Regions from separate parts of the Homo sapiens genome. Here region 2 is linked to region 1. Evidence: read pairs that join two places in POLR2A ChIA-PET (ENCODE). Cell type or tissue: A673. All regions are shown on one strand. Each heading gives the region's core, and the rest is flanking DNA. Links, peaks and the distances in the headings are about the cores only.

Evidence for each region. Peaks named below come from ENCODE experiments on the same cell type or tissue, not always from the same donor. Only the 100,000 strongest peaks of a DNase experiment are listed, where the experiment ranks them.
Region 2: POLR2A ChIA-PET joins it to region 1 with 11 read pairs; 2 of 35 experiments call an interaction of 5 or more read pairs at or near these places.

What each region holds. Positions count from the first base shown.
Region 1 is chr3:197,870,443-197,885,918 of GRCh38, forward strand. It overlaps LRCH3 (leucine rich repeats and calponin homology domain containing 3), which reads left to right. Exons shown (of 21, transcript NM_001365715.1): 19 at 883-1,020; 20 at 5,256-5,333; 21 at 13,099-15,476. The coding sequence ends at 13,224. Among named protein-coding and RNA genes, the nearest start is that of RPL35A, 72 kb to the right of the region's middle. In A673, for the core only: no CTCF peak of the experiment used is centred there; DNase peaks (open chromatin) are centred at 11,319 and 12,419; H3K4me3 peaks cover 1,419 bases; H3K27ac peaks cover 4,921 bases.
Region 2 is chr3:197,940,999-197,956,474 of GRCh38, forward strand. It overlaps DRC9 (dynein regulatory complex subunit 9), which reads right to left. Exons shown (of 12, transcript NM_032263.5): 3 at 4,622-4,688; 4 at 2,780-3,053. The coding sequence starts at 4,629. It overlaps RPL35A (ribosomal protein L35a), which reads left to right and starts at 9,192. Exons shown (of 5, transcript NM_000996.4): 1 at 9,192-9,223; 2 at 9,938-9,980; 3 at 10,161-10,313; 4 at 13,005-13,149; 5 at 14,752-15,476. The coding sequence starts at 9,970. The coding sequence ends at 14,775. RefSeq lists enhancers at 8,595-8,814, 8,894-9,676, 10,460-11,241. In A673, for the core only: no CTCF peak of the experiment used is centred there; a DNase peak (open chromatin) is centred at 9,023; H3K4me3 peaks cover 5,128 bases; H3K27ac peaks cover 7,091 bases.

The DNA of each region.
Region 1 (15,476 bases), core at 7,416-15,415:
GCAGCCTATGCCTCGTGGGTTCAAGCAATTCTTCTGCCTCAGCCTCCTGAGTCGCTGGGATTACAGGCGCCCATCACTGCACCCAGCTAGTTTTTGTATTTTTAGTAGAGAAGGAGTTTCACCATGTTGGCCGGGCTGGTCTCGAACTCCTGACCTCAGGTGATCCACTGGCCTCGACCTCCCACAGTGCTGGGATGGCAGGCGTGAGCTTCCGCGCCCGGCTGTAATTTTTAACAGATTAGTGCTGGGATTGCAGGCGTGAGCTTCCGCGCCCGGCTGTAATTTTTAACAGATTAGTGCTGGGATGGCAGGCGTGAGCTTCCGCGCCCGGCTGTAATTTTTAACAGATTAAATGAGTGCCCATTGTGTGCCATGTTTTGTGATGAATGTAAACATTTTGCTATTAAGGAAATTCTTTTCAGCTATTTACTTAGAAAATGAGATAGATGGCTTATTCTATAAAGCTCAATTCCTAGCTCTACTCATTTAAATTTTTTCCTTTTTTCTACTTCCTGTTATAAAGAAATATTGTCAGTAATAATTTATATGTGTGTGCACACATATATAAATATCACACTTACACATATATAGTGAGTGATTGCCTCTTTATTTTATGTTGGAATTGAAGGAGAATCTAGGTTTTTTTTTTTAATCAGAAAGTTGTAAATGAATTTTTGTTGTACTTTGTACCACTATGCCCTGGCTGCCGTCCATATATATTAGATCTCCTTAAGTTAAACTTAGGATAGAGGGATAAAATGGATATTGTGGTACTTATTTCCTTTTTATCTTGATTTTTAATTAGATTTCATTATAACTCCCTTATGTCCTATATGTCAGTCTTTCTTCAATTAATCTATTACATGTTTTTTGTTCTTTCAGCATATTGAGTACCGGTTGAAAGTGTCTCTACCTTGTGATCTCGGAGCAGCTCTAACTGACGGTGTTGTTCTTTGCCATTTGGCCAATCATGTGCGACCTCGATCTGTCCCAAGCATTCATGTTCCCTCACCAGCTGTAGTAAGTTGATAATCCTAAAAAGCCTTGGCTATTCATCAGACATTTGTTAAGCACAGTGGACAGACATTTCTTAAGCATTGTGCTAGATATTAAGGATACAGATATAAAGAGTCCAGTCTCTACCTTCCTGGTCTCACTTCTACTCGAGAAGAAATAGACATGTATACAGCTACTTACAGCAGTGCGATAAATGTAAGAAAGGCATGTACAGTGTGTGTTATAGGGATATAAAAAGGGGCCACTTAACTCCACCTGGAGAGTTCAGGGAAGCCTTCCCAGAACGGGCAAAATTTGAACTAATTCTTGAAGTTTAAGAAGGAATTTTCCAGCAGTACAGAGAGGGGAGGGGGCCTTCCAGGCATAGGATTTCTAGATTCAGAAGCTAAGGAAAGTTTGGCTTTTACTTAAGGAATTGGTAAATTGTTCAGAATGGATCGTGCACAGGGTTGTAATACAAATGGTAAGGGGTAAGGCTAGAGACGTGAGCTGGGGCCGTGGTACAAAGGCCTTATGAACCGTGTGAAGGACGTTTACCCTAGTACAGACAATGAGGATACACTGAATTAAAGAGGGAATACCATGATTCTAACTGCAGTTTAGAATGACGAATCTAGGCTGGGCGCGGTGGCTCATGCTTATAATCTTTGCAATTTGGGAGGCCGAGGCAGACGATTGCTTGAGCCCAGGAGTTTGAGACCAGCCAGGACAATATGGCAAAACCCCGTCTCTACCAAAAATACAAAAATCAGCTGGGTATGGTGGCATGTGCCTATAGTCCCAGCTACTCAGGAGGCTGATGTGGGAGGATCACTTGAGCCCAGGAGTTCGAGGCTGCAGTGAGCCGTGATTGTGCCAGTGCACTCCAGCCTAGGTGAGAGAGCAAGACCCTGTCTCAAAGAAAAAAAAAAAAAAAAAAAAGGAATGATGAATCTAGGTGCTAAGTGAGAAATGGAAAAATTAAAGGTGGTACACTACAAAGATGCCCAAGCCAGGCTCAGTGGCTTGTGCCTGTAGTCCCAGCTACTTGGGAGCCTGAGGCATGAGGATCCTATGAGCCCAGGAGTTTGAGACCAGCTTGGGTGATCTTGTTTCTTAAAAGAAAAAGGAAAAGAGACTGGGTGCACTGGCTTACGCCTATAATCCCAGCGTTTTGGGAGCCCGAGGCTGGTGGATCACCTGAGGTCAGGAGTTCGAGACCAGCCTGGCCAACATGGTGAAACCCCAACTCTACTAAAAATACAAAATTAGCCAGGAGTGGTTCATACATCTGTAATCCCAGCTACTTGGGAGGCTGAGCCAGGAGAATCACTTGAACCCAGGAGGCGGAGCTTGCAGTGAGCTGAGATCGCACCACTGCACTCCAGCCTGGGCAAGACAGAGCGAGACTCTGTCTCAAAAGAAAAAAAGGGAAAAGAAAAGAAAGATGCCCAATTAAAAGGCTGTTGTATTAGTCCAGGCCAGGAAGATAACAAGCCGGGACTAAAGCCTGGACTAACTGGGCAGTGAGAGGGAAGATGGTTCAAAGGTAAAACTGACATGATCTGTGACCGACCTCAGGTGGAAGATGAGGGAGAAAATGCATTCAGGATAACTGGCAGGTTCTCTTTGCACTGCTGGTCAGGTCTGGGCATCAGTTTCAGGATGGCAGTCCACAAAAGAACAGGCTTTGGGTTGACACACCCCTCCTCTGTTTTCCTCACATTTTTATCATGAAAAATTTCAACCTTCAGAAAAGTGGAAAGAATCCTACAACGAACACTATTAAAGTCTGCACCTAGATCTGACGTTTCTTGCATTTTGCCGCACTTGCTTTATGTATCTATATTTGTATGTGTATTTTAACTACACCATCCAAAACTTACAGATGTAATATACTTTTCCCCCAGTGTGTTTCAGGGACCTGTCCTAGGCCACCTTGCTCTTCCCTTAAGCCCATAGCCAGTGACGGACAAGCATGGGGCTGAGCCCTCCTACCTCAAGGAGGGAGTGTCGTGTGGTTCACACTTGTGAGCTCCCTGTGGGATCAAGCTGAAGCTGAGAAGGAGACAAGCAGGAGGATCACCTGTGGCTGGGAGTTTAAGACCAGCCTGGGCAATATAGTGAGATCCCATCTCTACAAAAATACTTAAAAAAATTAGGCGTGCACCTGCTACTCAGGAAGCTGTGGCGGGAGGATCACTTGGGCCCAGGAGTTTGAGGCTGCAGTGAGCCACGATCATGCCACTGCACAACAACCTGGGCAACAGAGCGAGACCCTGACCCTAAAAAAGAAAGAAAGGGCCAGGCACAGTGGCTCTTGCCTGTAATCCCAGCACTTTGGGAGGCCCAGGTGGGCAGATCACGAGGTCAGGAGTTCGAGACCATCCTGGCCAACATGATGAAACCCCATCTCTACTAAAAATACAAAAATTAGCTGTGCATGGTGGTGCACACCTGTAGTCCCAGCTACTTGGGAGGCAGAAGCAGGAGAATCACTTGAGTCCAAGAGACGGAGGTTGCAGTGAGCCAAGATAGCACCACCACACTCCAGCCTGGCGACAGAGTGAGACTCTGTCTCAAAAGAAAAAAAAAAAAAAAAAAGACTGAAAGGAAATGAATCAAGTGTTGTAGTTACATTTAAATGATGAACTATGGGTAATTAATTTTTTTGGCTGTTCCTCCAAGTTTTCTTTAGTGCAGGGGTCCCCAACCCCTGGGCCACAAATGGGTACCAGTCTGTGGCCTGTTAGGAACTGGGCTGCACAGCAGGAGGTGAACAGGCCAGTGAGCAAAGCTTCATCTGTATTTACAGCCACTCCCCATTACTCACATCACCACCCGAGCTCTGCCTCCTGTCAGATCAGCAACAGTATTAGATCCTCAGAGGAGCATGAACGCTGGTGTGAACTGCGCATGCGAGGAAGGGATCTAGGCCACGGGCTCCTTATGAGAATCTAATGCCTGATGATCTGTCAGTGTCTCCCATCATCCCCAGATGGGACTGTCTAGTTGCAGGTAAACAAGCTCAGGGCTCCCACTGACTCTACATTACGGTAGATTTCATTATGTATGATTATTTCATTATATATTACAATGTAATAATAGAAATAAAATACACAATAAATGTAATGTGCCTGAATCAGCCTGAAACCATCCCCCCCAGCTCCAGCCCTGTCCATGGAAAAATTGTCTTCTGTGAAACCAGTCCCTGGTGCCAAAAAGGTTGAGGACTGCTGCCTTAGTGTTACACTGTTTTAAAATGGAAAAAAAAAGTTTGTAACTATTCGTTCAAAGTTTTTCTATTTAGTACTTGCCTTCCAAAATCAAAGCCAATGTCTCAAGTGTGGGGTGACAAAGTACTGCCCACAGGCCAGCACTTCTTCTTGTAAATCAAGTTTCACTGGAACCCAGTCACACTTTCTTGTTTGCATATTGTCTATAGTTGCTTTCAAGCTCCTGGCAGACTCGAGTGGTTGCAACAGTTCTTTTTTTTTTTTTGAAATGGAGCTTTGTTCTTGTTGCCCAGGCAGGAGTGCAATGGTGCGATCTCAGCTCCCCACAACCTCTGCCTCCCGGGTTCCCGGGTTCAAGTGATTCTCGTGCCTCAGCCTCCCGAGTAGCTGGGATTACAGGTGCCCGCCACCACACCTGGCTAATTTTTGTATTATTAGTAGAGACGGGGTTTCTCCATGTTCGTCAGGCTGGTCTCGAACTCCCGACCTGAGGTGATCCGCCCACCTCAGCCTCCCAAAGTGCTGGGATTATGGCGTGAGCCACCGCACCTGGCATTGCAACAGTTCTTATGGCCCTCAGAACTAACATTTATTATCTGATCCTTTAAAAAAAAGTTCGCTGACCCCCTAGTCTACAGCATTGAGAGTTATGAAGCGATTGCCAGGAGTATTTCTAAAGTTAGCAAATATTTTTTAATGTTGCTAGTAGGCTGGGCATTTAGCTGATGCCTCTGATCCCAGCACTTTGGGAGGCTGAGGCAGGCAGATTGCTTGAACTCAGGAATTCAAGACCAGCCTGGGCAACGTGGCGAACCCTGTCTCTACAAAAATTGCCCAGGTGTGATGGCATGCAACTATAGTCCCAGCTACTTGGGAGGCTGAGGTGGGAGGATCACCTGAGCCTGGGAGGTCAATGATACAGCGAGCCAGGCTTGCGCCACTGCACTCCAGCCTGGGTGGCAGTGAGACCCTGTCCCAGAAACAAAACTTCTCTAGTAACACATTTTCTTTTCCTCATTTCAGCCTAAATTAACAATGGCGAAATGCAGGCGAAATGTGGAAAATTTCCTAGAAGCTTGCAGAAAAATTGGTGTACCTCAGGTAATAAATTTATCATTTTTTATGTTGCCTAAATAGACTTGGTTGTCCTAAAATTTTAGAAATGTAAATCTCTAAAATCTTACAGGACTAGCTCTGAGCTAAGTCGATCATAATTAACATGACTTTGTGTTACAAGAGTCAGTGTACTTTTGAACAGTTTTCCTTGATTATTTCCAAGGACCACACAAAGAAATTATAAATATATAGATTGAAATAAGTATAAGTAATTTGAAATAATTATTCTATTTTCCTAAACTTTCCCACTTGCTATTTGACAACTAAATATATCCTTCAAAAACTAAGTATATCTCAGATTGAGAATGCTGCAGTTGGCTTCAGTGTTCTAACACTTGCTTTGATACTTTTTAAAATGTTTTAGACTTCCAGAAATGTTGAAAAAATAGCCTAGAGTTCCTTTTGTATACTTCAGTCAATTTCTTCTAATGTTAACTAACGTCTAATACAAACATAGGACAGTAATTCAAACTAAGTAACATGAGAACAATACGATTAACTGAATTACAGGCTTTATTTGGATTTCATCAGTTTTTCCATGAAGCTCTGGTTCTTTGGAGTCTGGCATGCAACAGGCCATTTCTAAGCTGTTGTCCTGCTATGAGGATTTATTGCCTCCAGCTCAGTTATAACTTTATTGCCCTTTAATATTACAAATAGTTAAATTTATTTATAGATGCGATTAAGGGAAATGAACTTGATACAGTCTTATCCAATAACCCCTTTAAAAAGCAATTATATTAAACCAACTAAGTATTATACTATTAAGGAATATTATGTGGTATAAAGACAAATTTAAAGAAATAAATGACTTGGTGCCATGTGATACTTTTTCATTAACCACGACCATTACAAGTCTTGTTAACATATTTTGTCTATAGCCTGCAAGGAGGAAAACATGATTCTTCTCTATCACCTTCTAATTAGGTATCAGTAACTCAGGGGTGGCCCTGGGGCTCATCAACAGCTCCACCATTGCTCTCAGAGTTTGGTTCCTGTTCCTGTAGCTTCCATGACAGTGATTCTCTTTACCCAACTCACCGCACCCATGGCAGTGATTCTCTTTACCCAACTCACCGCACCCATGACAGTGATTCTCTTTACCCAACTCACCGCACCCATGGCAGTGATTCTCTTTACCCAACTCACCGCACCCATGGCAGTGATTCTCTTTACCCAACTCACCGCACCCATGGCAGTGATTCTCTTTACCCAACTCACCGCACCCATGGCAGTGATTCTCTTTACCCAACTCACCGCACCCATGGCAGTGATTCTCTTTACCCAACTCACCGCACCCATGGCAGTGATTCTCTTTACCCAACTCACCGCACCCATGGCAGTGATTCTCTTTACCCAACTCACCGCACCCATGGCAGTGATTCTCTTTACCCAGTTCACCGCACCCATGGCAGTGATTCTCTTTACCCAACTCACCGCACCCATGGCAGTGATTCTCTTTACCCAACTCACCGCACCCATGGCAGTGATTCTCTTTACCCAGTTCACCGCACCCATGGCAGTGATTCTCTTTACCCAACTCACCGCACCCATGGCAGTGATTCTCTTTACCCAACTCACCGCACCCATGGCAGTGATTCTCTTTACCCAGTTCACCGCACCCATGGCAGTGATTCTCTTTACCCAACTCACCGCACCCATGGCAGTGATTCTCTTTACCCAACTCACCGCACCCATGGCAGTGATTCTCTTTACCCAACTCACCGCACCCATGGCAGTGATTCTCTTTACCCAACTCACCGCACCCATGACAGTGATTCTCTTTACCCAGTTCACCGCACCTCTTTCTAACTAGCCAGGAGTTGACTAGGCCACAGCATCACATGTTACAAAGTGAAAGAGAGAGCGCCCAGCTCCACAGATCATCTGTGTCAGCCAGCAGGATTCCCAGGATTGTTTTTCTCTTATGAAAGTAGATCATCATTCTATTATTTATTTTTTACTTTTTTCTTTTGCTGTTTTTTTTTTAACTGAATTATACAAGAATGGAAATTTACATAAAGTGGTAGTTAGCAAACACCTTTTTGATTCCTATGGACAAATTGAAAGCAAAATTTTCGTTTTTATATTATGTTGTTTTATAAAGGGTCATCTTTTAGAACAGACCTTTTTAAATATTTTGAGAGCACTGAATATGGTTTCTGAAGAAATAACATACATTCTTTTAAACAAGTTTATTCTAATAGTGCACATTAGCCTCCAGTTCTTCCCTTCTGCTTCCTAAAGAGGTTCTTGCTACACAAACATCCAGTGTCTGCTCTAGTTCCCTGCCACAGTGTCTTTAAACAAAGAGAGTATGGCATGGGTTGGTGCAGAGAATGGGAAATGCAAAATAGACAGGAGAGTGCTGAAAATGGCCCCACTCAAGCAAGTCATGTTGACTTACCAGATGTCAAAACCTGTTGAAAGGTCTAAGCCTGTCCGCGGGGCTTTCGGAAGCATCCTCTGAGGGTCTCTGAGATTTAAAGTCCGTACCTTGGAATTATTTCAGGATGTTCCCACCATCAGCCAACAAAGTACAAAACAGTGTGCCTTAAAATACACATTTAAGTTGGTATTTGCATGCAGTGGTTGACCATGTTTGTTATGGGCCAGCCTGCCCCTGTTCCTACCAGAGCTGTGCTGTTGGAAGGCAAGTACGAAGAAAAAAAAAATACAGTTTTAAAAGACTGGGTCTTTTTCCAGAGTGGTTAGGCTGAGGTTTTGATGCATCCTCCCTCCTTCTCCGTCACCAGAAAGAGGAAATGGACGTTCCCATAGGCTGCCCCTTCCTTCTCCCCTTCCACCTCCCACCCACGTCCCCACCACAACCACTGCCAGTTTTACACGGCTTCCTAGCAAGCTGCTACTTCTGCTGAAAAATTAGTCATCTGTCTAGAACAAAGTGAAAGAAAATGAATAAACGCACAAACTCGTAGGTTCAAACTAGCCTTCTGAGGTCCCTCTGCCAGAGGAAGAGAAGAAACTTCTACCTCCTCGTCTTCCTTTTTCTCCTGGTCTCCAGGTCATTCTGGCCTTTACTTAAACATCCCCACTTTGCTCTGTGTGACTTGAACATTGGGAATGTAATAATGACCACTTTTGAAAATGTAAAACAGAAAACAATATTACAAATATTTTTGTCAGATTCTATACCCAGGTAAGATAGATAAAGACAAATAATTTCCCTTCTCTGTGTAACTTTTAAAGTGTTGTACAAGTTAAAGTATGAGTGAAATACTGAAGAACAAGGCAGTTATTAAAAACCTCTGATGACATTGGGCATGTGGGTATTTGCTTTATTTTTATGCTTCTATTCAATATGCTACATTCAAAAAAACTGTAATGGGTGATTAAAAACTTGTATCTGAGTCCAGTATCTTTTGTCCCAGAGTCGTTATGTTATGTGTTAAAGGATGTCTGTCTCCCTGTTGTCAAGTCCATTCTTGTATTTATTTAATGAATTTTGCAATCTGTAAAATGGAGGGTTTGGATGATCTCTGAGGCCCTTAACAGCTCTGCCTTCATTTTGAACACATTCTCGAGCTGGACTTGGTTAAAATAGACACCCCCTGGCCGGGCGCGGTGGCTCACGCCTGTAATCCCAGCACTTTGGGAGGCCGAGGTGGGCGGATCACGAGGTCAGGAGATCGAGACCATCCTGGCTAACATGGTGAAACCCCGTCTCTACTAAAAATACAAAAAATTAGCCGGGCGTGGTGGCGGGCGCCTGTAGTCCCAGCTGCTCGGGAGGCTGAGGCGGGAGAATGGCGGGAACCCGGGAGGCGGAGCTTGCAGTGAGCCGAGATCAGCGAGACTCCGTCTCAAAAAAAATAAAAAATAAAAAAATAAAATAAAACAGACACCCTCTGATTTTTAGAGGAATGCCAAGTCATTGAATGCATTTGGCTTCTGGGTAGTAAATTACCCCCGGATCATGAGGCTTTCCTCAGTCTTTGAACCTTTTTGATGTACATGGCTTTCTCCAAAAACGTCCGTCTCCTCAGCCTCTGCAGTTTTCGTCCTTGCTTTCTGACCTACTTTTTTTTTTTTTTTAAATAGAGGAGAATGAGTCAGGAAAGAGGTTGCTTCACACACACCTCACTACATTCAGGCCTCACACGACCCTAAACCAACATCCACTTCTGTGTATTGTATTTTTTTTTTTTTTTTGAGACGGAGTCTCGCTCTGTCACCCAGGCTGGAGTGCGGTGGCGCGATCTCGGCTCACTGCAAGCTCCGCCTCCCGGGTTCCCGCCATTCTCCTGCCTCAGCCTCCCGAGTAGCTGGGACTACAGGCGCCCGCCACCACGCCCGGCTAATTTTTTGTATTTTTAGTAAAGACGGGGTTTCACCGTGTTAGCCGGGATGGTCTCGATCTCCTGACCTCGTGATCCACCCGCCTCGGCCTCCCAAAGTGCTGGGATTACAGGTGTGAGCCACCGCGCCCGGCCTGTGTATTGTATTCTTAATGTTCAGACCAGTCACCAACAAACGAATTTTATTCTGCTATTTAGTAGTAAGATCAGGCTCAGCATGGAGAAGATTCTTTGTAGTTTGGGTTTTCAGCGTTTTATTTTTGTTCCTCAATGTAAAAATGTTACAGGATGTGTATATGTGAATATGACTGAGATGATCATATGAATTCTATACTCAAATCTGCATTTCTGATCCACTGACTTTGTTTTTCTGTTTTCCTTTCCTGCTTACACTTTGGACAGGACAATCTTTGTTCCCCTTCCGACATCCTTCAGCTAAACCTCAGCGTTAAAAGAACTGTTGAAACGCTCCTTTCTCTTGGGGCACACTCAGAAGAATCCAGTTTTGTCTGTCTCTCTCTGCAGCTTCTGGGTTTTGTGGCATTTTACTGTACTGTGATGTTAACTCTCTGTGTGCTTTATTACTGGCTCTTCCCCGCTCGCTGAAAGATTGCACTCCGGTGACTTTCTGCCTCATTCCTGTGCTTGGTAAAGGAGGTTTGTTTCTCATCCAGAATTATTTACATAAGTGCTTTTTCTCCCTGCTGGCCCTCAAAGAGCTAACCCATAAAGGAGGTAAATCCTTTCTTTATATTTGCAGATGAGCACCCCCTCACATTAGTAAACATTTACGATTGCTAACAAAGAGTAAAAGACCAGCATTTTTTCTCCTGGTCATCCGTCCATTCTCCTGGCCTGTGGCCTTGTTTCTCTTACCATAAATGCTGAAGCATTTTTACTAATACAATTCTGAACTTGTACTTCGAATATGACATGTAGAGCTTTATTTCCAAGTCACACAATACAACTCCCATCTGGCCATTTTTCCGTGCCTCAGCACAAGTGTTGAATTGTGGAGTGACTGAACCTTTGCAGCAGCTGCTCACGAGGAGAACCGTCGTGCCTTTTCTGGTTTTGGCCGCACCCGGTTACTTAGATTTCTGCTTTGAACTGTGTCCTGAGATCCTGAATCCCCGCTTTGTCGGTAGGCACAGGTCCATATAAGCATTTGCGGTCTGGACGTTTCAAAGGTATTGGCCATAATTTTAATAATTTTAGTTTGGTCAGAATGTTCAGTTTGAAGATCACCCACATTCCCTAGACTGCTCTTCTGAGCCCAGTCTATACGCTGTATGTGCTGCACACGAGCAGATGGGCTGGAGCTGGCCTCTCAGGGTGGGCACCTTCCAGATTGTGTTTGTTATGTGTGACTGAGGTTCACTCCCAGCATTCTGTTTAAATTTGGAATTTATGTGATTTCTAACATATTCAAACCTTCTTAATAGTGAAACAGTAGCAGGAGAAGTATTAGGGCAGCAGTCCCTGTTCTGTGCTCAAGGCAGTGAATATTGTCTAGCTCTTTCAGAATGCGTAGCACTTAGCTGCTAGACGTTAATGCTGGAAACTATAATTGCGGTTAGATTCTAGTTTCATAAGTGGTGTTTCTGAATATTCAGGAACCTTCTGAACTCTGTTAACAAAATTGGGATAAAGGATGAACTCAAGTGTGAAGAGAGATTGTGAGGAGCATAATATCCGGTTTAGAATTCAGCCTGAGGGAGGAGCATAACATCTGGGTGTAGAATTCAGCCTGAGGGGCTCACTGGTTTGGTTTTCTTCCATATGAAATGGGACAGCTATTTTCACAGGTCAAAAGACTGTTCACTATTAATGCTGAAACACTCAACACTGTGATGATGAAAACTTCAGTTTTCTGTGTCAGTAGGTGCCTTTCAGACTTTGGGGAATTGGGTTGGTTATATTTTTAAGATGTCTCAGAGTTGAAACACCTGTTAAAAAACACACACAGGCTCTCATGTGGTTTAGGGGTTGTAATTGTACATTCTCTTGAGAACACACGGCACTCCCTCTAGTCCAGCTGGGAGGTGAGGGTGCCCCAGAAAGCACAGGCTTCTGAGTGTGAACACCGGCCGCGCAGGTCCTAGGGCGCTGCTGAGAGGAAGAGACCAGGGAATCAGCCTTGGAGAAAGCACGTCTCTTCCGACAGCAAAACACTGGGCAGGTTCATTTTAAGTATCATTTATCTAGACTTGCAGTTGCACTCAAAGTATTTCTACAAAGTTGCTAGTTTTTTTAGATCAAAAGATTACAGTTACCTCATTTTATCAAAATAAGTATTAAATAAAAAGTAAGCACAAGTACCAATAACTGCCTCAAAAATACTTGTTATATATTTTATTGTAACTGGTTTTATAAAATTTCCTAGTAATATCGTCTCAATGAAAAGCAAAACAAAAAACAAAAAACAAAAAAACCCAACTAGTTGTTTTAACAAACATATATAATCTTTTTTTAGTGGCACCAGAATTCTATATTCTGTTCTTTGTAAGAGCAATCTCTTTTCTTTTTGGAATATTTAATCTTAACAGAAAGCTAGTGATAAATGCTGTTCTTAAGATTTGCCTTTTTCTCTCACAAGAAAGGGTTAACCTAACAAATTAACGATGCACACATTAAGGAAGCGTTTAACTTCCTCAAGCAAACAGTGTCAACACTTCTCACATGTTGGTAATCAACATGTTCCTGCCTAAGCTTACATAGTAGTTCCCTGGAATAATTCAGGCTGTTAAATACCAGGATATTAAATCCTTTACATTTTCAAATACTGCTTTTAATTCTGTAATTCAGATTTTTAATTCAGACAGGCCCTTCCATGAATTATTCAAATTAGGGGGAAGTTTCTCAAGAGCTCAGGATACACTGAGTTTCTTGCCCTATCTGGTCTGGAAACCCTGGTTTTCACAGTCAGGATTATAATGCAGATAGCGTAGAACTCATGCAGGCTGAGTTATGTTTTCAAACTATCTTTCATTCTTGTGGTAGGGAACTTACCCTCAAGTGTAGTATCTTTTACTCTTGAGCCATCTGGTAGCGTGGAATTGTTTTTCTATTTTTCACCTGCCTATTTTATAGACCTGTATTGACCTTTTATTCATCAGGGATAAAGGATGTTGCTTTCACCCTGCGGTATTGTTTTCCCTCTGTTGTATGTATAGATATATGCTACTTGTCAATTTTCCAATTTTGAAAATGATCTGTATGTACTTTTAGTTGTATTAATAAAGTGACAGTGAGTGTCAGACACCATCTCTCTAACTCATATTTACACTGAGGTCAGTTTCCCAGGTACTAATTTTCATATCTAAGTTGATGATTGTGAAGGGGAGAAGTGCTTATTTTTTCCTTTCAGTTCTATGATATTCATCCGATTTTCTTTTTTGTTTGTTTTCATGTTACGTTGTCCCTTTCAGGAGCAATTATGTTTGCCTCTCCACATTTTAGAAGAGAAAGGTTTGAGCCAGGTTGCAGTGACGGTCCAGGCTCTCCTGGAACTTGCCCCACCCAAGCAACAGCAGCACCAGTTATCTGCTGTTTGAGGATCCCCAGGACGGTGGGCACTGGCCTGGCCAAAACAAGGAACAGGACACCGTGATTGCTGCTGCCAGCTGTCTGCTTAAACAAAGCTCTTGTGTGTTCTCAGAAGGGACCGTTCCCATGATTCCTAACAGGAATATTTTGCTTCATTTCTCCATTTTAGGGGAGGTTATTTCCATTTCCATTGAATTTTTTTACGAAGACACCATTGGTTTTCTCAGATGAAACTTCTCTTACTGAAAACCCAGCACCTAACTTGGCTGTGTTTTCCTGGAGAGCAGGCGTGTTTCACGTGCCAGAAAGCACATCTTCTGTGTTAGGCACAAGCATGCTGTGCCATTGTTTTTACCTGGTCTCAAGACAACTGGTCTGCTGGTTTCTAAACTTGGTTGTTCATTAGACTCTCCTGGAGTATTTGTTAAAATACAGATTCACATTCAGTAGAGCTGGGGTAAGGCCTAGGAATCTGCATTTTCAACAACCATTGCACATGTTTTTGTTTTTGTTGGAGAAGGAGTTCTGCTCAGTCGCCCAGGCTAGAGTGCAGTGGCATAATCTCAGCTCACTGCAACCTCCGCCTCCCGGGCTCAAGCGATTCTCCTGCCTCAGCCTCCCGAGTAGCTGGGACAACAGGTGCCCGCCACCATGCCTGGCTAATTTTCTTGTATTTTTAGTAGAGATGGGATTTTGTCATGTTGGCCAGGCTGGTCTCAAACTCCTGACTTCAAGTGATCCACCTGCCTCGGCCTCCCAAAATGCTGGGATTACAGGCGTGAGCCACTGTGCCCGGCCTCCCAGAGTGCTGGGATGACAGGCGTGAGCCCCCGCGCCCGGCCTCCGAGAGTGCTGGGATTACAGGCGTGAGCCACTGTGCCCGGCCTCTGAGGGTGCTGGGATTACAGGCGTGAGCCACTGCGCCCGGCGCCCGGCCCATTGCACGTGTTTTTCATGTAGTGGAACCACTGTTCAAAGCTAGATATTTGTATGTTTGCGGGGGAGGGTAATGGCCCCCTGCATTTTTCACCCACATTTAAAATCAAAAGCTATATTATGAGGAGTTGGACTGTTCTGTCAAAGGCAAAACAAAAATAATATAGAAGGCCTAGGTTTTGCATAGTCTTCTTTTTTTTAAGAGTTGGGGTCTTGCCGTATTGCCCAGGCTGGTCTGAAACTCCTGGGCTCAACTGATCCTCCCGCCTCAGCCTCCCAAAGTGCTGGGATTACTGGAGTGAGCCATCGGGCCTGGCCCAGATTTTGCATAGTAAAACAGTGAAACAGATAGAGTTGTATTTAAGGTCAGTATTCTAGGCCTCCCTTCAACTGCAGTCATACCATCATAGAAGATAGTTCTATGTCATCCTGTTATCTGGACATTATAATAAACAACAAGCCCTCTATACACAGGTTCCAAACCCCGTTATCTAGACATTATCAACAACAAGCCCTCTCTCTATACAGAGTTTCCAAATTCTGAAGCTGATAGCGCACTTGGTCTCACTGAGCCTCCCTCCCCGCCCTCCTGCTGCTCCTCAGACATCTGGGCCTGCAGACACATTGCAGTTACAGCACATACACTTCTAGCTCGGAAAAGCCTAGTTTCTTGTATTTCTTTCAGGTAACTGCCAGTTTCTGTGGCTGAATTTAAGCACTTACAGCATCTTCCTAGCTGGGTGTGGTGGCTCACACCTGTAATCTCAGCACTTTGGGAGGCTGAGGCGGGCAGATCACCTGAAGTTGGGAGTTTGAGACCAGCCTGACCAACATGGAGAAACCCCGTCTCTACTAAAAATACAAAATTAGCTGGGCGTGGTGGTGCATGCCTGTAATCCCAGCTACTCGGGAGGCTGAGGCAGGAGAATTGCTTGAACCCAGGAGGCGGAGGTTGTGGTGAGCCAAGATCGTGCCATTGCACCCCAGCCTGGGCAACAAAAGCGAAATTCCATCTCAAAAAAAGAAAACGCGCCCCATCTCGCTCCACCACAAGCGCCTTTATATACTCAATGATGGGTGGAGGAAAAGGGCCCAAGGGCTCACACCGCACAGGAGCCTTTACTCAAGTTTCAGCTAGTTTTCCTTCCCCTGCATTTTGAACTCCTTTTAGTTGTTGGTGATATCCTTTGGTGTTCACTGCCTTTGTAAAACAAGTAAATAAAGTAAGCGGAAGATATCTCTTTTGTTTCTGTAGTTGTTAACTGTTCTGGATTTTCTTTACAATGCATCCATTTGGGCATAATGTTATCCCTCTTTTTATCAG
Region 2 (15,476 bases), core at 7,477-15,476, 71 kb after region 1:
TGTCGATTAATTTAGAACACTGTCATTCTTGATATTCCATGATGGCAAATTACTCTTTTCAAAGGCTGACAGCAGGTAGCATTGAAAAGACTTCATTTATTAACTGAATGCCTTCCCATTTGTTTGTCCTTCCTTCCTTCCTTCCTTCCCTCCCTCCCTCCTTCCTCTCTCTCCTCTCTCTCTCCCCTCTCTCCTCTGTCTCTTTCTTTCCCTTCCTTCCTCCCTCCCTTCCCTTCCCTCTCCCTGCCCTCCCTTCCCCCTCCCTCCCTTCCTACCTTCCTCTCTTCCTTTCTTTCTTTTCCTCCCTCCTTCCCTTTCTTCCTTCCTTCCTCTCTCTCTCCCCTCTGTCTCTTTCTTTCCCTTCCTTCCTTCCTCCCTCTCTCCCCTCCCTTCCCCCTCCCTCCTCTCCCATCCCCCTCCCTCCTCTCCCATCCCCCTCCCTCCTCTCCCATCCCCCTCCCTCCTCACCCTTCCCCCTCCCCCTTCCCCTCCCTCCCTCCCTTCCTCCCTTCCTTCCTTCCTTTCTCTCTTTCTCTTTCTTTCTTTCCCTCCCTCCCTCCCTTCCTTCTTTCTTTCTCTTTCAACAAGGTCTCACTCTGTCACCCAGGTTGGCATGCAGTGGTGTGACCTTGGCTTGCTGCAGCCTCAGTCTCATGGGCTCAAATGATCCTCCCATATCAGCCTCCTGAGTAGCTGGGACTACAGGCGTACGCCACAATTCCTGGCTAATTTTTGTATTTTCTTGGTAGAGACAGGGTCTTCTATGCTGCCCAGGCTGGTCTCAAACTTCTGGCCTCAAGTATTTCTCCCACCTTGGCCTCCCAAAGCACCCATTTTATTTTTTATTCTTGCTGAAGGAGATAATAAATAGGAAGAATACACCAGTCTCTTCTGTACTATTTGTTAGCCAGCTTAAATTGTTAAGATTAGCCTCTTATTTTAAATGCAGTGGAAGATTTTGTTCTTAGATCCTTATCTGTTTGCCCTTCATAAGTTAACAAGGAAGTTAACTTACATTATACAATTCCTGTGATACTTACAGCATTTTAAAACTACCCCAAAACTCGCAGAATGCCAGCTCTGGAAGGGATCTATGGGTCATTTAGGTAAAACTCCATTACAACTTACAAATGAGAAAACTTAGACCAAAAAAGTGAAATGATTGCTAACAGCACGTAACTATATCCCAAACGTCTCCTGACTCCAAATCCATTGTTTTGTAAAATCTTATCTAAACTTTTTAAACTTTAATGAAAGCTTTAAGAACCCGGGCTGCTCGGGAGGCTGAGGCAGGAGAATGGCATGAACCCGGGAGGCGGAGCTTGCAGTGAGCCAAGATCGCGCCACTGCACTCCAGCCTGGGCAACAGAGCGAGACTCCGTCTCACAAAAAAAAAAAAAAAAAAAAAAAAAAAAAAGAGCCCAGGCTGTATATATAACAATAATAATTTAGAAAATTTGAAATTTTAATGGAAAATTAAAGGGAAATTTAATTTTCTTCTCTTGATAAATATGGACTTTACTGTTAGAAATGAAAAGCAAAAACAAAACAAACAAAATGAAAAAAAAAGCAATTTACCCTCTTATTTATATAGCAATTTTCAATGGTCATAGAATCAGACATAAGAATATCTTCTGGGCTGGGTGTGGTGGCTCACGCCTGTAATCCCAGCACTTTGGGAGGCCGAGGTGGGCAGATCACCTGAGGTCGGGAGTTCAAGACCAGCCTGACCAACATGGAGAAACTCCGTCTCTACTAAAAGTACAAAATTAGCTGGGCGTGGTGGCGTAATCCCAGCACTTGGGAGACTGAGGCAGGAGAACTGCTTGAACCCGGGAGGCGGAGGTTGCGGTGAGCCTAGACACTCCTGGGCAACAAGAGCGAAACTCCATCTCAAAAAAAAAAAAAAAAAAGTATCTTCTGAACAAGTTATATAATGTTATTATTTATAACTTGATAAATGTGTACTTCTATTTATAAATTGTTTCCATTTTATACCTACAACCTAAGTTACTGAAATGTACAAGAGCTTAAAAATGCATAAAGACTTTGCTCACTACTAAGTTAATTTTCTGATAACTCAGTGCTGCTTCACAGAGGATTCATCAATGACAACAAAGTCATTTTAGATTAAAGCGTTAAGAGTGGAGTTGAATTTCCTCCCCCTAGTGTTCAGTTAGGTTGCAGCAGCTGAGAAATACAAGTTGGGTGGGACAACTCAGTAATTCCATCTCTTCAGTATATAGATTGTATTCATACTGATTTCAGTAGAGGCCTTTTTGGGTAAAACCAATATACTAGAAAAGGATATTCTGTCTGGTAATATACCTTGAGTTATGGCAATTTCACTCCATCAGTTGAGAGTGCATATCTCAGATAGTTATTGTAGCCCCTTTATCTGAAATAAAGGTGCTATTTCCCACGTGATATTTAATGGCACCAGCCTGGACAACATAGTGAGATCCCATCTCTATAGAATTTTTATAAAAAATTAGCTGGGTGTGGTAGTGCAGGCCTGTAGTCCCAGCTACCCAGGAGGCTGAGGTGGGAGGATCACTTGAGCCTGGGAGGTAGAGGCTGCAGTCAGCCATGATGGCACCACTACACTCCAGCTTAGGCCACAGAGCGAGACCCTGTCAAAAAAAAAAAGAAAAGAAACAAAGAAGGAAAGAGAGAGAGAGAAAGAAAGAAAAATAAGTACATTTAATGGGATAGGTACTATAAATGAGGGAGAAATAAAAAATAAAGCAAAATTAACTCATGGTGAGTGGGTCTATACCACGCAGATGCTCTGTCTCCCTTCGTACTGAACGGGCATGATGTAGTTCAGAATAGAGAGCTGGTCTGTGGTGTCCTCCAGAACTGCCGAGATCCTCAGCACATCTGGAAGGGACAGTGGCTCTAGAGTTTCCGGGATTTCTGGGATGATTTCTATGTCTGTTTCTTTAGGTATTCCTTCTTCTTCTACGGTACTAGGTGGTTCGCCTGTCACTGACACCGTCATCTCAGAATGCCAAACTTTTGGAGGAAGGTTTGAGTCTTCCAGGCTGTCTCTAAGGAAAGAATAAAGAAAAAATAAGTCAGCAACCAATATTTAAACATTACTTTAACTCAAAAGCACAGGCAGCAACGTGCTGGGCTCCTGTGATATTCACATCGTCGTATAATAGAACCTAGATGAAAAAAAAGGAGGATTTGGCGTGTGATTCTGCTAAGTATCTTCCATTTTGACCAACCAAAGGCAAACAACTTACTCTTTTTTTTTTTTTCTTTTTTTCAGATGGAGTTTCGCTCTTGTTGCCCAGGCTGGAGTGCAATGGTGCTATCTCAGCTCACCGCAACCTCTGCCTCCCAGGTTCAAGCGATTCTCCTGCCTCACCCTCCCGAGTAGCTGGGATTACAGGCATGTGCTACCACACCTGGCTAAGTTTGTGTTTTTATTTTATTTTATTTTATTTTATTTTTTTTGAGACAGAGTCTCACTATGTTGCCCAGGCTGGAGTGCAGTAGCGCGATCTTGGCTCACTGCAAGCTCTGCCTCCTGGGTTCACACCATTCTCCTGCCTCAGCCTCCCAAGTAGCTGGGACTACAGGCGTCCACCAACACACCTGGCTAATTTTTTGTATTTTTAGTAGAGACGTGGTTTCACCGTGTTAGCCAGGATGGTCTCGATCTCCTGACCTCGTGATCCGCCCACCTCGGCCTCCCAAAGTGCTGGGATTACAGGTGTGAGCCACCGCGCCCGGCCAGTTTGTGTTTTTAGTAGAGATTGGGTTTCTCCATGTTGGTCAGACTGGCCTTGAACTCCTGACCTCAGGTGATCTGCCCAACTCAGCCTCCCAAAGTGCTGGGATTACAGGCGTGAGCCACCGCGCCTGGCCTACTGTTTAATAAAGGTATGTAGTTCATGCAATTTGGCTATTCTGATCAATTTGAATTTGAGCCAAAATTAACTTTTTTTTCCCTAGGAGTATCTTTGGATGCTAACCAAAAGTGTCTCATGATGAGTGAAAAACAGAATGTGGTATCCAGCCTCCAAGGTGGCCCAAATGATTCTCACTTTCTAGTGTTAACGCCTCTGTGTAGTCTACACCACACCGAGCAGGACTAGCCTATGTAACCAGAAGGTTACGGTGGGGATGACGGAGTGTGACTTGCAAGGCTAGGTGATAAAAGACATTGCAGCTTCTGCCTCACTCTCTCAAATCTCTCACTGTGAGGGAAGACAGCTGCCTTGGTATGAGGACACTTCAGCAGCACTGTGGACACATCCATGAAGGTAAGGAACTAAGGCCTCTTGCCGGCAGCCTGCACCAACTTGCCAGCTCTGTCAATGAACCACCTTGGAAGTGGATACTGCAGCCCCCATCAAGTGTTCAGATCATTGCCACCCCTGGCCAACTTCAAGTTCAGGAGAGACCTCAAGCCAGCACCATCCAGCTAACCTGCTCCTAACCTTGGGACCCACAGAAACTGTGGGAAAGAATAAATGTTTATATTTTAAGTCACTAAGTTCTGGGGTAATCTGTTACGCAGCAATAGATAAGGTATACACAGAAATTTAACAGAAGGCATAATTTAAATACATGTATACAAAAAACATTGGAATTTTAAACATACTCTTCCATTCTTCTGTAGCTTCGTTACCCTCCGTGGTATATTTATAATCTCACAAAAGTGCAGTTACCTAAAATGGGAAAGAAACACTGAGATTAGTTTATGGGCGTCTTGAATGATGTTTCAGTTATTTCTATACCATTTCATTAAGAGAAAATTAAATGATTACGGGAGCTGTGACTATCGCCTCTTTGTGCGGAGTGGAGCAGTCCCAGAGGCGAAAGAGCCTCCGACATCATGGAGTGCAGGTCTATGAAGAAGTCAACTGAGTTATTACTGCTCTACCAAACTCAAGACACATGCACTCTGTGAGCCTCTTCTTTAGGTAAATTAATGTTCAACGTGGTTTTAGTATGTTCTATTATATCACCGATTTTTAATTGGTAATCTCTATATACTTGATTTTTTCTATCATTCTGATTACTGTAATATTTAATTAGGTCACTCAATTCATCTTCTCTGCCAGATAACAGAATTTGCTCCACATGGACTTAGAGGAATAAGTGAGATGACACTTAGAAAAACTGTATTAATTGGGGCCGGGCGCGGGGGCTCACGCCTGTAATCCCAGCACTCTGGGAGGCCGAGGCAGGCGGATCACAAGGTCAGGAGATCGAGACCATCCTGGCTAACACGGTGAAACCCCGTCTCTACTAAAAATACAAAAAATTAGCCGGGCGTGGTGGCGGGTGCCTGTAGTCCCAGCTACTCGGGAGGCTGAGGCAGGAGAATGGCGTGAACCTGGGAGGCAGAGCTTGCAGTGAGCCGAGATCGCGCCACTGCACTCCAGCCTGGGCGACAGAGCGAGACTCCGTCTCAAAAAAAAAAAAAAAAAAAAAGGAAAACTGTATTAATCCTGGAAATCAGTTTAACATTGCTATCAAGATGTTACCCCTCCTCAGTAAACCAAAATCCTTTCTGCTTAAATGAGCTTTACAGTGAAAACCCCTATGGAGAAGTTTGCGTTGTACTGAATGGACAGTGAGTGGTGAGTTTCCAATGTAAATTTGTCCACAATAAAGCAACTCTGAGAGACGTGGTGCAAATATGACTCTTGCAACAAAAATCTTACATGCAAAAATTCAAACACACAAAACAGAATCTTCACATAAATTTGAAAAAGTACTTCAGACTAGCCAAATGTCCTGATGCAGGGGCAGTTTTAGGAGGAAGTAGCATGGTATTAAGCAGAATACCTTTCTTTTTTTCTTTTCTTTTTTTTTGAGATGGAGTTTTTCTCTTCTTGCCTAGGCTGCAGTACGATGGCGCGATCTTGGCTCACTGCAACCTCTGCCTCCCAGGTTCAAGTGATTTCCCTGCCTCAGCCTCCCGAGTAACTGGGATTACAGGCTCACACCACCATTTTGTATTTTTAGTAGAGACGGGGTTTCACCATGTTGGCCAGGCTGGTCTCGAACTCTTGACCTCAGGTGATCCACCTGCCTCAGTCTCCCAAAGTGTTGAGATTACAGGCGTGAGCCAAGGCGCCCAGGCGGATTTTACTTTCTATTTCCATATCTCCTAAGCTGGACCTAGTTGTTGCTGTGTTTGTTTGTTTCCTTGTTTTCTTTTTTGCTTGAACTACTCCAACAACCTCTAAATTGGAAGTGATCTTTTAATTTTTAAATTTTTTTTTTCTGATATCCTGACAGAAGGTTCAGGAAGTGAGCTTTTTAAAATGAAAGGGTGATCTTTTAAAATGGAAAATCTCATCATGTCCTTCCCTAGAACCCTTCAATGGTTTCCCGTTGCCTTAGGACAAAGAAGAAAATTCTTGACTTGGTCCACAAGGTCTGTATGATCTGGGCCCCTCTGTTCCTCTCTAGACCCAACTACAACTGCACTTTCCTTGCTCTCTGGGCTCCAGCCACAGTGGGCTTCTTTCAGTTCTTCTCTGGACTCATGCTCCCTTGCAACTCAGGGTCTTTGCACCTGCTATTCCTTCCAGTGGAGCCACTCTTCCCTCACCTTTTCACCGTGTAAAGTCCCACTGACCCATCACCAGCTTAAGACAGTGTCATTTTTCTAGGTGAAATCTCTAACATTTTCTGTGCTCTGAGAGATGGACCCGTATGGAGTATATCCAGGGGAGATTCCAGAAAGAGATTCAGTGTAGAGAAGTGAGATCAGACATTTATTCTCCCTGCTCCTTCTCTGCCAGAATATAATTGGTTGGTTATGTTCCTCTATCAAAGGTCATGGCTCCTGTCAGGCAATTCTCTCCAAACGTCTCTCTCTGGGCTTAGGTAACTATTTCTTTCCTAGGTCCCGGGAGACTCCATCATCCCTTGTAGTTTCACTCCTGCTTTACCTTTTTTTTTTTTTTTTTTTTTTTTGAGACGGTCTCACTCTGTCACCAAGGCTGGAGTGCAGTGGCAGGATCTCAGCTCACTGAAACCTCCCCCTACCAGGTTGAAGCGATTCTTGTACCTCAGCCTCCCAAGTAGCTGGGATGACAGGCACACACCAACACCCCTGGCTGATTTTTGTATTTTTAGTAGAGACAGGGTTTCACTATGTTGGCCAGGCTGGTCTCAAACTCCTGACCTCAAGTGATCCACCCACCTCAGCCTCCCAAAGTGCTGGGATGACAGGCGTGAGCCACTGCGCCCGGCCCATACTTTGTTTTAAAAAGTATTCTTATCATGCTCTACTAATGGTCATCACCTGCAGTTTGAAAAATGCCTTAACTGACACTTGTCCAAGTGATCCTTTCGCTGACTCGTCAGGCCAGATCAGGCTTCTGGGCACTCATGCCACTACTTTCCCGCAGAGCTGTGTTCACAATTTGTTACGTTAGTGTCAGTTTCCCCCCACTAGACAACTGTTCCATGAAAGCAGCAACATGACAACGATGCTCACAGTTGTATCAGGTGCTAAGTCTCAGTGCTCAATAAGTATTTGTGGAACGAATAATACACGAGCAAACGAATGAAACTCACACTTAATGTGTTATTCCTCCCAGGAGGACTTCCATATAGAACTTTGACAAATCAATATCTAATAGTGAAATTTCTAGCACATTTCTTTCTGGGACAGGGAACACTGGGTGGGGTAGTAGGCTACAAGGTACAAGTTCTATCCTGTTGTATTTAAGAGAGGATCTGATTTTAAAAGTGACTTATATACATCTATTTCATACAACTTCGGAGTCATACTTTACTCTCTCTCATTCCTCATCCACCAGCAAATCTTGCCAGAATTTAAATATATTCAGAATTCCAGTACTCAATATCCTCTGTTTACACACCATCACCTCTCATCATAGTCACTACAGGAACCTATAATTATCTTCCTGCTGATACCCTTGCCTCCCTTCACTTTCAACACAGTGACTTTGTCAATATAGAAGTCAGATAGAGTCACCCTTCTGTTCAGGACCCTTAAATAGTTCCCATCTCAAAGCAGGGGAAGCCTCTTTTACATACTTCCCATCTCAAAGTGGGGAAAGCCTCTTTTACAGTGGCCTCTCTGCTTAATTTTCTTCACAGAAATTATCATCTTCTAACGTGTCATCTATTTTTACTTGCTCATTGTGTTGCTCCGCCTCGTAGGATATAAGCTCCACGAGGGCATAGATTTGTTTACTGCCGTGTCATCTTACACAAACCTTGGTACAGGGTAGTCATTCATTAAACTATGTGTTAAATAAATGAATGAATCCATAGGATAACCCAAATAAATATGCAATAATTCGGAAATGTGAATCTCTGGCGTCCACTAATCCACCTCTACAAGTATCTACGGAGGACCTACTAGGTGCGGACACGAGGCAGCTAAACGAGTTCTCCTAAAAGGGCGATAAAGCCTCCTGCAGGCAGTCCTCCTCATACCTCGGATCCAAAAAGAAGAATGGAGGTAAGAACTTAAGTCATTTCATTCATTTTTTTTTTCTTTTGTAGAGGTTGGGGGAGGTGGTCTCACTATGTTGCCCAGGCTGGTCTCGAACTCCTGGCCTCAAGCGATCCTCCCGCCTCGGCTTCCCAAAGAGCTGGGTTTACAGGCGTGAGCCACTGTGCCCAGTCTCATTTCTTGAAAGAGATAAATAAGTAGAGGGGAGAAAAGAAGTATAGAAAAAGAAAAAAGAGAAGGAAGAGGTCCTGCTGCCTTCGTGCTCCCGGCCTTTCTCTTCCATGCTAGATTAGGATCCCAGAATTTCCGTTCTGTCTATTGCTGTGTGTATCGAGAGAAAAGCACCCCACTGTTGGCAAATCAATCTTACAGTCAATCATTCTTTAGGCAGCGGGAACATCCTCCACTCAGGGTTCGCCTTTCCACCTACGGCGTCCGGGGACGCAGGAAGTAAACTAAGTTGTTTCTATGGCAACGCACAGCTTTGGCGGATTTAGCTGGCTACCATTTTGCCTTCCCTTGTTCCCAAGTAGTACATTTTGCAGCCTACCAAGATGAAAGGACTTAGGAAAATAATTGTAAGAGTGCTATTGAATGTGGCTTATTTCAGTGCGAAGCCGATTTCCGAGGATTGTTTTTCTGGCGTTTGGAGAAGATGCCTAAATTGAGGGCGGAGTCGAAAGATGTTTAATCCCACAAGGCCACGCGGCGGGGCCTCGTCCTTCTCTTACCGCCATCTTGGCTCCTGTGGAGGTGAGTGAAGGGTCTGCTGCTGAAATTTGGGGGCAAATAACCGGAGTAGGTTTGTTCCTGTGCCTTGGCGAGTCGCCGGTGCGTATCGGAGTCTCTGCCAGCCATTGATTTCTACGGGTTTCAAGAAGAGGGAGAACAGGATGGAGGAGATGTTGGGCTGATGGTGTTTGGTCCCCTGACACCCGGAGAACGGCTGCCCGGGTTATCCCAGTTAAATTCCTGGGCCTGAACGGAGTGAAACGATGTTTTTGTTCGTGTGCAGTTGTCCATGAGGCAGTGCTTCCTTCATCCGTTTCCTCCCAGTCCATACCTTCCTTGGCTTGTCTGACCAGTCTCTTTCCTCAGCTTTTCTCCCCCAGCCATTGCATAAAAGTCTTACGTGTGTGTTTCTCTTTAAGGCTTCATTTCTTTTCCTGAGTGTTGCCTACTGATAACGGCATGCATTTTCTCAGGCTTTTCTGAGAGTCATTTTTGTGACTCCTGTCCCTTAGTTTTGTCTTCATTCTGAAGTTTGCTTAGATACCAGCTGTTCTCTGAGGTTTGAATGTCTTGCCGGACCCTGCGTTTCATATGGATGTTCTGGCATTGTTGTCCCCGAACTCCTACATGAAACTCCCATCCAAAAGGAATTTGCTTTAGGGGCTTAAACGAGAGGGGACGAGGTGGGAAACTTGTGTGGCTTGGTTTTAAACTAATCTTTTTGTTTGTTTTAAGGCCTGCTGGGAACGGGACTTCTAAAAGGAACTATGTCTGGAAGGTACGCGTTTTAAATATAGTTCTTTATTTTTGTGTGTTAGACGTGAACGTAAATGCGAGCTTAAAATTGGCAAGAAAAAACTTAGATGTTTGCTCTGAGTAACTTTTGGGTGGGGGTGATTACAAGTCAGATTGGTTTTTTGAAGCTTATGTTTCATGTTGTGTATCTTTTGTGTCTTAGGCTGTGGTCCAAGGCCATTTTTGCTGGCTATAAGCGGGGTCTCCGGAACCAAAGGGAGCACACAGCTCTTCTTAAAATTGAAGGTGTTTACGCCCGAGATGAAACAGAATTCTATTTGGGCAAGAGATGCGCTTATGTATATAAAGCAAAGAAGTAAGTTTATGACACTGGTAGGTTTTGGGTTTTTGAGATCTGCCTCATTTTCTTTTTTATATAACGGAGTCTTGCTCTGTTGCCGAGGCTGGAATGCAGTGACTTGGTCTCCCTCACCGAAACCTCCGCCTCCCGGGTTCAAGCAAGTGTCCTGTCTCAGCCTCCCGAGTAGCTGGGATTACAGGCGCCGGCCACCACGCCCGGCTAGTTTTTGTATTATTAGTAGAGACAGGGTATTGCCATGTTGGCCAGGCTGGTCCCAAACTCCTGACCTTAGGTGATCCGCCCACCTCGGCCTCCCAAAGTGCTGAGATTACAGGCTTGAGCCACCGCGCCTGGCCTCATTATCCTATTGAAATAATAAACAAAAGATTTAGCTGAAGTACTTGGTATTGTTTTTTTGTTTTTGTGACAAGAGTCTCTGTTGCCCAGGTTGGAGGGCAGTAGCGCGATCTTGGCTCGCTGCAGCCTCTGCCTCCTGGCTCAAGCGATTCTCCTGCCTCAGCCTCCTGAGTAGCTGGGCTTACAGGGGTGTGCCACCACGCCCGGCTAATTTTTGTATTTTTACTAGAGAATGGGTTTCCCCATGTTGGCCAGGCTGGATTGGTATTGCTGTGGCTTCTATTTTGCGTCATTAAGGAACTTAATGGGGAGTTTTAGAAGGACGTTACTTCTGAGGGTGGTGTTGGATTTAGGTACCTTTTGCACTTGTAAGCAATAAAGGAGGTAATTCCTTATATTGTGATCCTTTTAAGGTTTCTAATTTTTTTTCTCGGCTCCTTTTGCCAGAATTTAAGGATTTTTAGAACACTTGTGCTTAATGCATTTTGTTAATGCCTTAAAATTATGGGTTTTTTTTTTTTTTTTTTTTTTTTTTGGAGACGGAGTCTCACTGTCACCTAGGCTGGAGTGCAGTAGCACAATATCGGCTCACCGCAACCTCCGCCTCCCGGGTTCAAGGGATTCTCCTGCCTTAGCCTCCTGAGTAGCTGGGATTACAGGCGGCCGCCACCATGCCTGTCTAATTTTTGTATATTTAGTAGAGATGGGGTTTCACCATTTTGGCCAGGCTGGTCTTAAACTCCTGAACTTGTGATCCACCCACCTCAGCCTCCCAAAGTGCTGGGATTACAGGCAGGAGCCACGGTGCCCCGCCCCTTGTTTTTTCTTTTCTTTCTTTTCTTTTTTTCTTTCTTTTTTGAGACAGAGTTTTGCTCTTGTTATCCAGGCTAAAGTGCAATGGCACAATCTCAGCTCACTGTAATCTCTGCTTCCCGGGTTCAAGCGATTATCCTGCCTCAGCCTCCGAGTGAGGTGGGATTACAGGCGTGTGCCACCACACCCAGCTAATTTTATGTTTTTAGTAGAAACGGGGTTTCACAGTGTTGGTCACTCTGGTCTTGAACTCCTGACCTCAAGTAATCCACCTGCCTCGGCCTCCCAGAGTGCTGGGATTATAGCGCAAGTCACTGCACCAGGCCAAAATTAGTTTTTATGCATGCCTAAAGATGTTTATGCTGTAGACTTTTTTTTTTTTTTGAGACAAAGTGTTGCTCTGTTGCCCAGGCTGGAGTGCAGTGGTGTGATCTCAGCTCACTGCAACCTCAGCTTCCCCAGTAGCTGGGATTACAGGCGCGCACCACCACACCCGGCTAACTTTTGTATTTTTAGTAGAGACAGGGTTTCACCATGTTGGCCAGGCTGGTCTCGAACTCCTGACCTCGTGATCCACCCGCCCCAGCCTCCCAAAGTGCTGGGATTACAGGCGTGAGCCATCGTGCCATTGCACCTTAGCCTGGACAACAAGAGCAAATCCTATTGTCTTCACCCACTCCAAGCCAATTAAAATCTCTGGGAAAGTGTTTTAATCATTGCCCCACCTTTTCTTCTACAGCCAATGTGTTCCTTTAAAATTTTAAGTCAGGTGCAGTGGCTCACACTTGTAGCCCCAGCATTTGAGAGCCCTAGGTGGGAGGATTGCTTGATGCCAGGAGATAGAGGCTGCAGTGAGCTATGATTGGGCCACTGTACTGCAGCCTGGGTGACAAGACAACCCCGTGGTCTTTAAAGGAAATATATATAAAGTCATATCCTTTGTACATTGCTCGAACCACAGTAGTTTCTCTCATTCAGTAAAAGCCCGTCATTAAGAGCTCCATAATTCTCTTTATCTCAGCTGGGATTAACCCCTTGGTGTCTTCAGTCTTTCTTCCGGCCAGGACACACACTCCTTGGCCCCAGTGCCTGCGCTAGTCATCCCGTGATCACTTCATGGCATTTCCCCTCCCTTTCCAGTCTTTGTTCCATGGTCACCTCAGTGAGACCTTCCTTGGCTATTTAAAATGGCAGGTAATTCCTCCTTTCTGTACACACAAATATCCTCACACTTGTCCTTTTTTGCTATTTTTTCAATATTGCCTCTGTTATCATCTGACCTATGTATTTTCCTTAAACTTACTTGGTTATCATGTGAAAGATTTTTGTTTTATAGCTGCTGTATTTTACAGAAGGGCCTGGCATACAATAGTTACTCGATAAGTATCTGTTGAATGAATGGTGTTCTAGGCATTTAAAGTTTCTCAGGTGATGAAGTGGGTAACCAGGGTTGAGAGCCACTCGTGTAGAGGTCACCTTGAATTTGTATCCAACTATATCAGCTTGTATTCCTCTTCTTTCCCTTTTTAAAATCAGCAACACAGTCACTCCTGGCGGCAAACCAAACAAAACCAGAGTCATCTGGGGAAAAGTAACTCGGGCCCATGGAAACAGTGGCATGGTTCGTGCCAAATTCCGAAGCAATCTTCCTGCTAAGGCCATTGGACACAGAATCCGAGTGGTGAGTATGGTTTTTAGCAAAATGGACGTCTGATGAATCAGACTAGGTTCAAGGTGTTGTGCTTTGACTTCTGAGGACTTCTGTGGTTGTGAAATTGACACCAGTAAATTATGCTGCAAAATTTGTGTATTGCAGAACACTGGAGAGATAGTAATTGAAAGAATTAGGTGTTTGGTTGTTTGTTTTTTGTTTTTTTTTTGGGGGGAGACAGGGTCTCACTTTGTCACCCAGGCTGGGGTGCAGTGGCATAATCACAGCTTATTGCAGCCTCGACCTCCTGGGTTCAAGCAATCCTTCCACCTCAGCCCCCCAAGTAGCTGGGACCATAGGCGTGTGCCACCACACCCAGCTAATTTTTGGGGTTTTTGTTGTGTTTTTTTGAGACAAGGTCTCACTTTGTCACGCAGGCTGGAGTGCAGTGGCATGATCTCAGCTTGCTGCTACCTTTGCCTCCAAAGTTCATGTGATTCTTGTGCCTCAGCCTCCCGAGTAGCTGGAATTACAGGCGTATATACCACCATGCCCAGATAATTTTTTGTATTTTTGTATTTTGTTTCTCCATGTTGCCCAGGCTGGTCTTGAACTCCTGAGCCCAAGTGATCTGCCCACCTTGGCCTCCCAGAGTGCTGGGATTATATGCTTGAGCCACCACAGCCAGCCTTGAATAAATAGTTTTCTGGTGAAGATATTTATTGGGCACTGAAGTAATTGTTAGAAAGCAACAATTCAACAGTTACGCCTGGCATAATTGTTAATATTTTGCCATTTCCATCATGTCAGTCTTGTTAGAACAGGTGTTAGTAGCTTTATTTTGTACATGAAGAAAACAGACTCTCATGTTCCTAGGTCTCAGGTCTTTGGTGCCAGCCTTGGACTCTAAATTTTTCTCAATTTTCTCCTGTAATTTTTCTCAAATAGTTCGTACTTTTTCTTTAGGGTCCATTTTGGAATGTAGACTGTATATTCTTGGGACCAAGAATATATGCATACCATGTATTCTTGGGGCCAGGGGGTACTGTTGAACCCTGCTAAGTGGTTCATTAGGGTTTATCAACAGAGGAGGCTTTTACTCTGTCTTTAGAAGAAGCAAAATTAAATGTACCTTCAGTACATGTTTTTCTTTTTCTTTTTTTTTTTTTGAGACCAGAGTCTCATTCTGTCACCAGGCTGGAGTGCAGTGGTGGGATCTTGCCTCACTGCAAGCTCCCAGGTTCAAGCGATTCTCCTGCCTCAGCCTCCTGCGTAGCTGGGACTATAGGCACGTACCACCATGCCCAGCTGATTTTTGTATTTTTTAGTAGAGACAGGGTTTTACCATGTTGGCCAGGATGGTCTCTATCTCTTGACCTTAGGATCTGCCCGCCTAGGCCTCCCAAAGTGATGGGATTACAGGTGTGAGCCACAGCACCTGGCCAGTACATGTTTTTTATGAGTGCCGGTTCTTACGGTATGTTCACGTAGAGACTGAAGGCTATAAAAACTTTCCTTACCACTAGAACATGTAATTGGTAGCCTTTCAGAGATTTATCCGTATTACGGTTCTTGATTTGTAGACGTATATATAACATTCACCTAATGTTTTGTGTTCTTTTTTCCCTGCAGATGCTGTACCCCTCAAGGATTTAAACTAACGAAAAATCAATAAATAAATGTGGATTTGTGCTCTTGTATTTTTAAGTGGATTAAAAAACTTACTACCTTAAATTGATTTGCTACATGCTTAAAATGATAGAGGTTGCTCAGCATTTTTGGAGTACAAGGGGGTCAGAGAGACATGTGATGAAAATTACAGGGCGAGTACAGAGATTTAGAAGGGAACGGGTTTTAATGCGAGTATCTTTGACAGAGTCTTGCTCTGTTGCCCATGCTGGAGTGTAGTGGTGCTCGCTGCAGCCTCACATTCAAAGGCTCAAGCAATCCTCCCTTGGCCTTTGAAGTAGCTGGGACCACAGGCTCATGCCACCATCCCTGGGTCATTTTTAAATTTTTTGTAGAGAGGGTCTGACTCTTGCCTATGCTGGCTTCAAACTCCTGGGCTCAAGCAATCCTCCTTCCTTGGCCTCTCCTGAAGTGCTGGGATACAGTTATGAGCCACCACACCTGCCAAGTGCTTTGTGATACTATGCATTTGTTCAATGCAGATTGGGAAACTTAAAATTTGAATGGAGATTATGTTGATGGGCTTTGGCAGTTCATTTGGATAGACTGGGATGAGAAGCTCTTGGGACTTGTGACTGGACAAAGCATTCCAGTATATTAAAATAAAATTAAGCCATATTACTCCACTCATAAAAAGCAATCCTATGGTAGGTACATGGAGGTTGGGA